2 separate regions of the Homo sapiens genome follow, and region 2 is linked to region 1. A link is a loop called in an ENCODE intact Hi-C map of the cell type or tissue named here. Cell type or tissue: Panc1. All regions are shown on one strand.

The links. Hi-C counts contacts between places; a loop is a spot of excess contacts. Peaks named below come from ENCODE experiments on the same cell type or tissue, not always from the same donor. Only the 100,000 strongest peaks of a DNase experiment are listed, where the experiment ranks them.
Region 2: it touches region 1 in a loop (5-fold over the local background); 2 of 110 quality-filtered maps call a loop at or near these places.

What each region holds. Positions count from the first base shown.
Region 1 is chrX:51,491,996-51,496,995 of GRCh38, reverse strand. NUDT11 (nudix hydrolase 11) reads left to right here and starts at 404. Exons shown (of 2, transcript NM_018159.4): 1 at 404-1,045. The coding sequence starts at 552. RefSeq lists a silencer at 214-333. In Panc1, a CTCF peak has its summit at 2,341 (motif pointing left); no DNase peak of the experiment used is centred here; H3K4me3 peaks cover 2,368 bases.
Region 2 is chrX:51,595,254-51,600,253 of GRCh38, reverse strand. No RefSeq gene overlaps it. Among named protein-coding and RNA genes, the nearest start is that of CENPVL3, 21 kb to the left of the region's middle. In Panc1, no CTCF peak of the experiment used is centred here; no DNase peak of the experiment used is centred here.

The DNA of each region.
Region 1 (5,000 bases):
TTCACAGTGCGCGAACGACGTTCTCGGCCCCCAGGGGTGCGGGGCGCCTGCGCAGTGGGCCCGAGGCGTCGCGCGCTGCGGGAGCCAGGAGACCCCCGCCCCCGCCCCTCGCCCTCCGCCGCGAACGCGCACGTGAACGGGAGCGCGGACGCGTCCGTTAATGCGCCTCACCTCGCTCAAACCCTACCCGGCGGCGGAGGGAGGGAGACGCGCCCCCGACAAGCGAGTGGGGTCTGTGGACAGTCGCGGGCTCGCGGGCGGCGGCACCTCCTCCACTCCGGCGGGCCCGGGTTCGGCCGGCCGCCCATCGGACTGGCCGACTGGCTGACGCGCCTCGCTGCCCCCGCCTCCGCCTGCGCCCCGCCCAGCTTCATCTCTCCCTCCGCTCCCCGGGCTCGCGGGCAGACGGAGGCGCCTCTCTTTCCCCGCCCCTCGCCTCGGCCCTTTCTCTTCCCAGCACCTCGGCTGTTCCCCGGCGGCGGCAGCGGCAGCGGCGGCCCACACAGCAGCGAGAGGCGAGAGGAGGCTGCCTCGAGGAGGCTGCCTCGAGGATGAAGTGCAAACCCAACCAGACGCGGACCTACGACCCCGAGGGGTTCAAGAAGCGGGCGGCGTGCCTGTGCTTCCGGAGCGAACGCGAGGACGAGGTCCTGTTAGTGAGTAGCAGCCGGTACCCGGACCGCTGGATCGTGCCGGGCGGGGGCATGGAGCCCGAGGAGGAGCCGGGCGGTGCGGCGGTCCGAGAGGTGTACGAAGAAGCGGGAGTCAAGGGGAAGTTAGGCCGGCTCCTGGGCGTCTTCGAACAGAACCAGGATCGCAAGCACAGAACGTACGTGTATGTACTGACTGTCACGGAGCTGCTGGAGGATTGGGAAGATTCGGTTAGCATTGGGAGGAAGCGAGAGTGGTTCAAAGTCGAAGATGCCATCAAGGTTCTCCAGTGCCACAAGCCCGTGCACGCCGAATATCTGGAGAAACTAAAGCTGGGCGGTTCCCCAACCAATGGAAACTCCATGGCCCCATCCTCGCCAGATAGCGATCCCTAGTATGTACCGCTTGCGCTCGCGCAGACTTCTATTTGTCTGCCTCGCTTAAAATGCGTCCCGCCTGGAGCACCTCTCGTGCCATGTGCGGTCTCACGGGGAGGAGGGAGGCTTCTTTTGTTTCCTTGGCAGACCCTCTGAATCACGCTTGCAAACTGTCTCAGTTGCCAGGCCCTGTTTTCAAGACAGTTTGCACGTTTTTCAGATGCTTTCAAAATCGCTTCTTGGTTACACTGTAAAATGTTTCGGGGAAGCCTATGCGGCTTGGGGTTTTAGGTGCCTTAACTGTTCACCCTGCTTTTGGGAGGTGTGTGTGGGGGGCGAGGGGTGGGTGGGGATTGTGTGTGGAGTGTGTGTCTGCCTGTGCGCCCTGTGATGTTTTTGGTTCTTTTATATTTCACACATATTCGTGGGTGAGCGTGCGTGCGCATTTTTGATACCAGCCTTGTGGTTTGTTTGGTAGTGGAGGCCTTTAAAGTCTGACCAGCTTGGTTGTGTGGCATCTTTTAGTATTCTTTTTCCCCTTTAGTTTTCTCCTTCACAGCGTTCGCCCTTGTTGTCAGGGAGGCCTTCTGTGGTGGGAGTTGGTTTAAAAGATCAGTTTTGAATTTTTTTAAAAATTGGGAAATCCTACATGTTGTGCTCTTTCTGCACTCTACAGTCACTTTAGCTTCTGAAATGGGATCTCATTTGCCCCTTTCAGAAATTTCTTTTTCTGTTTCTATATGTAGATCATTTGGTTTTCAAAAAATTTTCACAAGTGGTAATTTTTCACTGCTGACTTCAAATGGCTATTTCCCATGTAGATTAACCTTATTGAATAGATGCTGCGGAGGATCTGCTAGCCAAACACATCTTATCAGAAAAACCGTATTCACAGAATTTGATTTCCCATACTCAACTTCCAACTCCCATTGCCCCTTACTGGATACCATAGAAGAACCATGGTTCTCTGGATTTAAGTTCGTTTTTGAAAGTGGTCTCCCTCCCATATTTGAATGTAGTGACATTCCGCTTAAACCTCCCTGACTCCCAGTAACCACAGGAATGGAATCTTTTATGGTGATTACATCCCAACTGAGTTAGCTCTAGTGATGTTCAGCTGGTACAGAATTGTCAAACTATTAGGATTCCTGAACAATCTCTCTTAACGATAGAGAATAATTGTTTTGTCTCACAGGACACCCTATTCTAGGTGCAGGTGACCAGCATCTACATCAAGAACTTAACGTTGCCTGTAATCCAAAAACCTCCTACTCATTATTTTGCTCTCCTGTCTTTTAATACCATAGAAAAGTTCCTTTTGAAACCGTCTCTGCTGTTTTTTTTTTTTGCTGCCCCCTTGTGTGCTTTTTGTATTTTACCCTTCAAAACACTGAAATATTTTTCTCTATTTGGAGTACATTGTAATTTCACAAATAATATTTTTTATGCTGCTAAACAGTGAGTGCCGTTGCACTTTCTAAAGAAATATGGTGCCACTGTTTTGAAAAGAAATATTACAACAACACATTTAAGTATAGGTAAACAAAGTACAAATCTGTTTCTCAAAATATTTTCTGCACTAATGCTATCAAAGGAAAGAGTAAACTAGAAATTGTGGCTTTTTAAAACTTACAACAGTTTTATTATCTGAATTACATGGTCTGATCAAATACGGAGTATTTTTCTATTTTTCTCTTAACAAAGTGATACATGTTGAATATATATATTTGAACCACATATTTTAAAAAATATTTTGTAACTTTTAATTCCAGGGGTACAAGTGCAGATTTGTTCCGCAGGTAAACTTATGTCATGGTTATTTGTTGTACAGATTATTTCATCATCATGAAGCACATATTTTAAATTCCAAACAATTTGACTTAATTATTCAGTCTAAAATGGATCTTAAGATTTTCCTCAATAACCTAATTATTACAGAAGGTTCTTGTTTCTACATTAATATTGACCTAGGAGGTATACTAGATTGTATTTTATGGATATTTTTGTAGATGAAATGTGTTCCACATGAAACACTGTCACGATTACTTTGGAGACTTAACTCGTACTTTCTATCATTAGAAGTAATTATGCATCATCTTATTTGGTTCTTAAGTTATGTATCTGACAAAGTAAAAATTAATGTACAGCATTCATAGTAACCCTCTCTTAAGAATTGTTAGCTTATAAATATGTCGTGGTTTTTCCTTTTCTTTTTTTTTTTCCAGAAACACTTAGAATATGTAGTGTTACTTTTCAAGGCGTACTGTTAAATTAAGTAGTTTTTGTAAAATATTCTCTGGAACTTAGTCTCATCAGAATAGTTAAGAGCGCCAAGGAGATTCTTTTTTTCTCTTCAAAACTAAGTCAAGAGTTTCAAGTTAAAAGCATTAGTACAGAAAATGTTTTGAAAAACTGAGATTTGTACTTTGTTTACCTATACTTAAATGTGTTATAAGATTTGTTTTCGGAACAGTGGCACCACATTTCTTTAGAACAGAGGTAGTATATAGAAAATTTCTGCCACTTCAGTGCTCCAAAATTTGATGTATAGTTGAGATTTTTTTCCTTCTAAGAGTAGTAGAGTTCACTTGTACATTATTTCTTTTGTGATAGCAGAAAAATGTACACCTAAATTTTACAGCCCTGTCTTGATAAAGAAAGGAAAAAGAGTACACAGACAATTGAGGTTTGCAGACATGAATCAGATTTATTTTCTGCATGTTTTATAAATAGCTTACATTTTCAGCTGGTCAAGTGTTTTATTCTTGTGAATATATAAAGAGGAAACATTAATATAGATGCATATACTGGAAACAATTGGTGCTGTGTCTATAATATATACAGTTTTTCTCAAGAAGTATGTGTGTGTTTAGATACAAAATCTGTTGACTACACTTTAAAGAAACAAACTAAAGGGAAGAAACTCGAAAATAATTTTGTTGCTTTATTTGCATAGATTCATTTGCAACAATTGATGTAAAGGTTTTAAATTCTTTCTGTGATTTCATTTCAGAAGGTTAGTATAAGAATGCCAATTTGTTTACAGTTAGAAAATGTGTATTTGCCTGGCAGAGCTTTCACCTCTAGAATTCCCTTGTGGGGGAGCCACCAGGTACTCTCTGAAAGACTTTAAACAATATTTTCCTGGTAGTGGTCTCTTGATAAGATAGCTATTAATACTAATGGTATTTAGCAGATTTTAAATATGTTTGGGCAAACAGCACTATAAGAAGTGGAAGTTACTATGCTGACTGTGCTAAAACATAACACTTTTATAAGAATAAGAGAGCATGGGCTGGGCATGGTGGCTCACACCTGTAATCCCAGTACTTTGGGAGGTCGAGGTGGGCAGATCACTTGAGGTCAGGAGTTGGAGACCAGCCTGGCCAATATGGCGAAACCCCAACTCTACTTCTAATTATTAATGAAGTAAAACTACAAAAATCAGCCAGGCATGGTGGCACGTGCCTGTAATACCTTCTATTTGGGAGGTTGAAGCAGGACAATCTCGTGAAACCAGGAGGCAGAGGTTGCAGTGAGCCAAGATCACTCCAGCCTGGGCGACAGAGTGAGACTACGTCTCAAAAAAAAAAAAAAAGAGTGAGCGCATGATGTGATAGAAACTACATTGGGGGTTTGAAGTCAGACAGATCTAGTTCCAGTTCTTCCTCACTGAAACTTAAGCCAAGTTATCTAACTATCTGACGCTCAGTTTAAAAAAAAAATCTGTTGTTGGAGATAGTAAAAATAGACACTTTACAAACATCTCCAATGAGAAGCCTTTCCTGACCACCTGGGTTAAGAAACCCTCTTCTGTGTCATGGTTCGCAGAGTTTATTGTACTTAATCTGTTTTCTTGGCCATGTGGTCACTGGACTGAAAACTCTTTCGTGGGTGGGAATCAGCCTGAATTATTTCCATGAGTCTAGAGTCTGTAACATGGAATTTAGGATATTTTATGTCTTAAATGGT
Region 2 (5,000 bases), 100 kb before region 1:
TTCTCCAACCTGTCCCTTTGCCATCCTCTGCCCTGTAACCTTCTGTACTTTTTTTTTTTCATGAATCACCTATCATTACCAATCATCACTCTAAGGGGGACAGCCCTCATCCGTGCACACACTATTCAGTGCCCAGGGCCTGAGTATTTTGAGGAACCCAAGAAGCAGTGTTGTATTTTGCATGTAGTAGAAATAATTAGGCCATTACACCCAGCATACAGGGAAACCCACCTTCTTTTCACGTCCTGCACCCCTACTTGCCTTACGAATAAATTTGGGACCCAATTTTCCTAATAGTCCCCTTATCAGTAACCTGACAACCATGACATTTTGTTTCCAGAAAAACAAACCTCCATTTTCTGGAGAATCACCTCCATTTTCCAGAAAGCCTCCTAGACTGCAGCCACTCTAGCATGCCAAGAAGACTCTTTTTTTGTGGTTTTAACCCCATCTATCCTAGGGTGGCCATTTATTTTAAGGTTGTGGCCAAAGAATGTCAAAGGAGCAGTTGGATTTAGGAGTGCGTGATATTCCATAGCAAGGATTTGATGGACTGGAGAGGGAAAAGGGAAGGAGAGAGAAGGGGAAGAAGGAAAGAGAATGGTTTAATAGCAGAAAGTGTTGTGTAAGGTTTTCTGGGGCCTGTTTTTAAAATCCTATCTGTATTTCCATATAAAAAGGACTTTCCGTCTTTTTTTTTTTCTTTTCACAAATGGAGAGGCAATAGTGTACTGTACTGGGTTAAAATAATGGGTACTAGGGCCATACCTATGCCTGGATTCAAATCTCAGCACCACCATTTACTAGCTGTTTAAGTTGACCGAGGTCCCTTGGTTTCCTCAAGCGTGATATTTAGAAAATAATAGTACCTGCATTATAAGTGTTGAAACGAACTAAATATGGCCTGAGAAGGACTCCATACTTCTAAATTTGAGTCCTTGTGGACAAACTGTAACCTAACTTAATAGGTAGACAAGATTGAAAACCTAAGTTAGGAGTATGCCCTGTAACAATAGCTGAGTCTTGGCAAATCCCAGCAGCCATACTTCAACTGCTTATAGACTGCTAAGTGTTCAAATTGTGTTCAATTAAGGCAAACGCGGAGCTGTAACCAATCCAGTTGTTTCTGTACTTCACTTCCGATTTCTGTATGACACTTCCCTTTTTTTTGCTATAAATCTTCTTCCACCATGTGGCTGCGCTGGAGTCTCTCTGAATCTGCTGTGATTCTGGGGACTGCCTGATTTGCGAATCATTCATTGCTCAATTAAACTCCTTTAAATTGAATTCAGCTGAAGTCTTTCTTTTAACATAAGGTTGCTGTGAGAGGCTGGGCACGGTGGCTGACGCCTGTAATACCAGCACTTTGGGAGGCCGAGGCGGGCGGATCACTTGAGGTCAGGTGTTAGAGACCAGCCTGGCCAACATGGCGAAACCCCGTCTCCACTAAAAATACAAAAATTAGCCAGGCGTGGTGGTGCATGCCTGTAATCCCAGCTACTTGGAGGCTAAGGCGGGAGAATCGCTTGAACCCGGGAGGCAGAGGTTGCAGTGAGCCGAGATCAGGCCGTTGCACTCCAGCCTGGGCGAGAGTGAGACTCCGTCCCAGAAAAAAAAAAAAAAGATTGCTGTCAGAATTAAGTCAGTGCATAACACTTAAAATAGTGCTGGCATATCTTAAGTATTCAATAAGTGTTTGTGTCAATATTTCTGTGTAAATCAATTCAGAGTCAATTGGTTTAAAATCAGTGTTCAAAGGTTTCAGACATCCCTGTTTGCTTGGCACAGTGCCTTCCGGATTGGAAACAACTATTTCCAGCGTTGAATTTTTATGAGACCCTCTTACTGTACCTTGAAGTTTTATGAGACCCTCTTACTGTACCATGTGTATGTCTGTGTGCATACCTATGTGTGTCCACCTAGTCTGCCTAAAATGAATGCACACGGTTAAATTAAAAAAAAATATTTCTGGGTTTCTGGCCTGGATCTGTCTGGTAGTTACACATTTTTTCAATAACATTTCCACACTCCAGTCTAATACTTGGAAAAGTAGTGAACCTTGGATTCCAAGTTCAGTGAAGTGGGGGTAGGTACTGGGAAACAGGACAGCATTTTTTTTTTTTTTTGAGATGGAGTCTTGCTCTGTCACCCAGGCTGGAGTGCAGTGGCACAATCTTGGCTCACTGCAGCCTCTGCCTCTCGAGTTCAAGTGATTCTCCTGTCTCAGCCTCCCGAGTAGCTGGGATTACAGGTGCCTACAACCACTCCCGGCCAATTTTTGTAGTTTTAGTAGGGACAACGTTTCCCAATGTTGGCCAGGCTGGTCTTGAACTGACTTCAGGTGATTCACCCATCTTGGCCTCCCAAAGTGCTGGGATTACAGGCATGAGCCACCGCCCCCAGCCAACATTGTTCTTTAAAAGTACATTTTATGCCTAACTACTGATTTCGGTTTGCATTTTTCCCTTTGGATACAAGAGATTATTTTGTTTAGAAAGCAAGCTTTCATGACTTTGTTCCAGTAAAAGAGAAACAGATAAAGATTTTAAATGCAATGTATCAAAAAGTAGTGGTCATCAGCATTATTCTCAAGGAAGCTATTGTGAAGAATGGAGGGTGAGGAGATGTCACAATGCTTAAAATTGTTTTAAAATTCTAGCTCAAGGACTTAGATACTGGGAAAGAAGTCATGTTACCCCCAAGAGAATCACAGGAAGGAGGAGGAGCTATCTGCTATAGACTTGTATAAGGAGATTATTTTTCAAATTAGCTTTTTATATTGAGAAAGTTAAATATGTATTTTTTAAAATTATTTAAAAGTGAGAAAATATTTCATTATGCTGCTAAGCACCATTTTTTGTCATGTAGTTAATTTCAGTGCAGTGGACCATTTTCCATTCCACTTTATGTATATAAAGATTCAGGTTTGAGTGACGACAATAATTTAATCATGTTAGAGTTGCTGATATATATTAATAGATATATTTATTCCTGAGATAATCATCTACCTCCAATACAATTTTTGCTGAAAAATACAAGCACCTCACAGGGCATAGCATCTCTGCAAAGTATTCTTCATTAAAGCTAAGAAGATCTCTGAAACCAACAAAATTGGGTTTTATCTTTCCAAATTTCCGTTGGTAAGGATGGAGTATGCAGCCTGATCAATAAATGAGAGACACTATAAGAGAGAATTGAGTACCTGACAGAGTTAAAACACTTGGGAAGCAGAGCTGTTCCATGTGTCCTACTCATCGAATGGGGTATATCCCTCAGAAAGAGAGCTCCTCAGAAACAGCTGTTACCTGGGAAAGAGGAGGTGGATGTTTTACCTGAAAGTTCTGTGCCATTCACAGCTAGAGAGAACTTAGAACCACAGAGTTCACCTCTAGTGTCATGAGTGATTAAAAATCCAAAAGAAATCTTATCTTTCTGGACAGAGGATTGGTAAAAGGGGCTCCTGGAAACCAGAGAATATGAAGATGAATTTTTTTTTTTTGAGACGGAGTCTTGCTCTGTCACCCAGGCTTGAGTGCAGTAGTGTAATCTCAGCTCACTGCAACCTCCGCCTCCTGGGTTCAAGCGATTCTCCTGCCTCAGCTTCCTGAGTAGCTGGGATTACAGGCGTGCACCACCATGCCTGGCTAATTTTTGTATTTTTAGTAGAGACGGGGTATCACCATGTTGGTCAGTCTGGTCTCGAACTCCTGACCTCATGATCCACCCACCTCAGCCTCCCAACGTACTGGGATTACAGGCGTGAGCCACCACGCCTGGCCGGAGAGGGAGAATCTTAAAGAGGAAAGAGCTTGAGAGGGGAATCTCCTAATGCTGTGAAGGAATATGCATAAATTTCAGGCTTTCTGTTAAGTCGTGCATTCACAGAATTTACCCAAAGCAGCATAGTAAAGTATTTTGAAGTTTCTATTTCATAAAGCGCCACTCAAGTCTCAAACTAAATACTGAGAGGTGTGTCTATGGGACAGCCAAAGCAGAATAGCAATTTCTTTGCAAACTGAACTGAAAATGGAATAATAATTCAAAGAAAGCGAGACAGAACATTTAGTCTGAATCTAGCCATGTTGGTCTAGCTAAGTCCAACCCAAAAAAATTCAGCACTCTCCAGAGGATATTAATAGGACTCAGATTCTAACAAGATATTATGCAAAATGCCAAGAATATAACCTAAACTTATACTAAATATCAAGAATATACTAAATATCAAGAAAAATTTGAAAAACCAATATAAAAAAAGACAACATATGCCAACCCTAAGATGACCCAGATTTGTCATCTGGGAAGTGCCAAATATTTTTTAAAAGCTGTAAAATCATTATGGCCATGTTCCATGGGGTGAAGGTATAGTAAGGATAAATGCTGCTGACATGAAATATAGAAATTCTGAGCAGAGAAATATAATTTTTAACAAAGCCAAATAGAAATTTTATAAATGAAACACACAGCATGTGAAATTTTAAAATTCACTGGATGAGCTCAATGGAAGAATGGGCAATGATAAATATAGGGTCAGTGACTTAAAATTAGATAAATAGAAATTATGCAATCTCATGAACACAGAGTAAAAATATTGATATAAAATAAGCAGCAACTCAGAAATTGTCATATTCATTGCACTCCCAAAAGGAGAGAAAAAAGATATTGGTGTAGAAAATATATTTGAAGAAATAATTGCTGAAACTTCTTGAATTAGGGGAAAGACAAAATTACAGATTCAAGAGGCTCATCTAATCTCAAAAATTATAAACTCAAAGCAAATTGTGCCCAGAAAAATCATAATCAAACTTCTAAAAACCAAAGATAGAGTAAAACCTTGAAAATGGCCAGTAAAAAGTAATACAATGCATACAAAGGGAAAACGATTCAAATAGCTGTGTGCTACACTTTAGAAACCATGTAGGCCAGAAGGTGGTGGAGCAGCATTTTTAAAGTGCTGAAAGAAAATAACTGTCAATGTGAAAAACAAGCAATGGGGAAAGGAT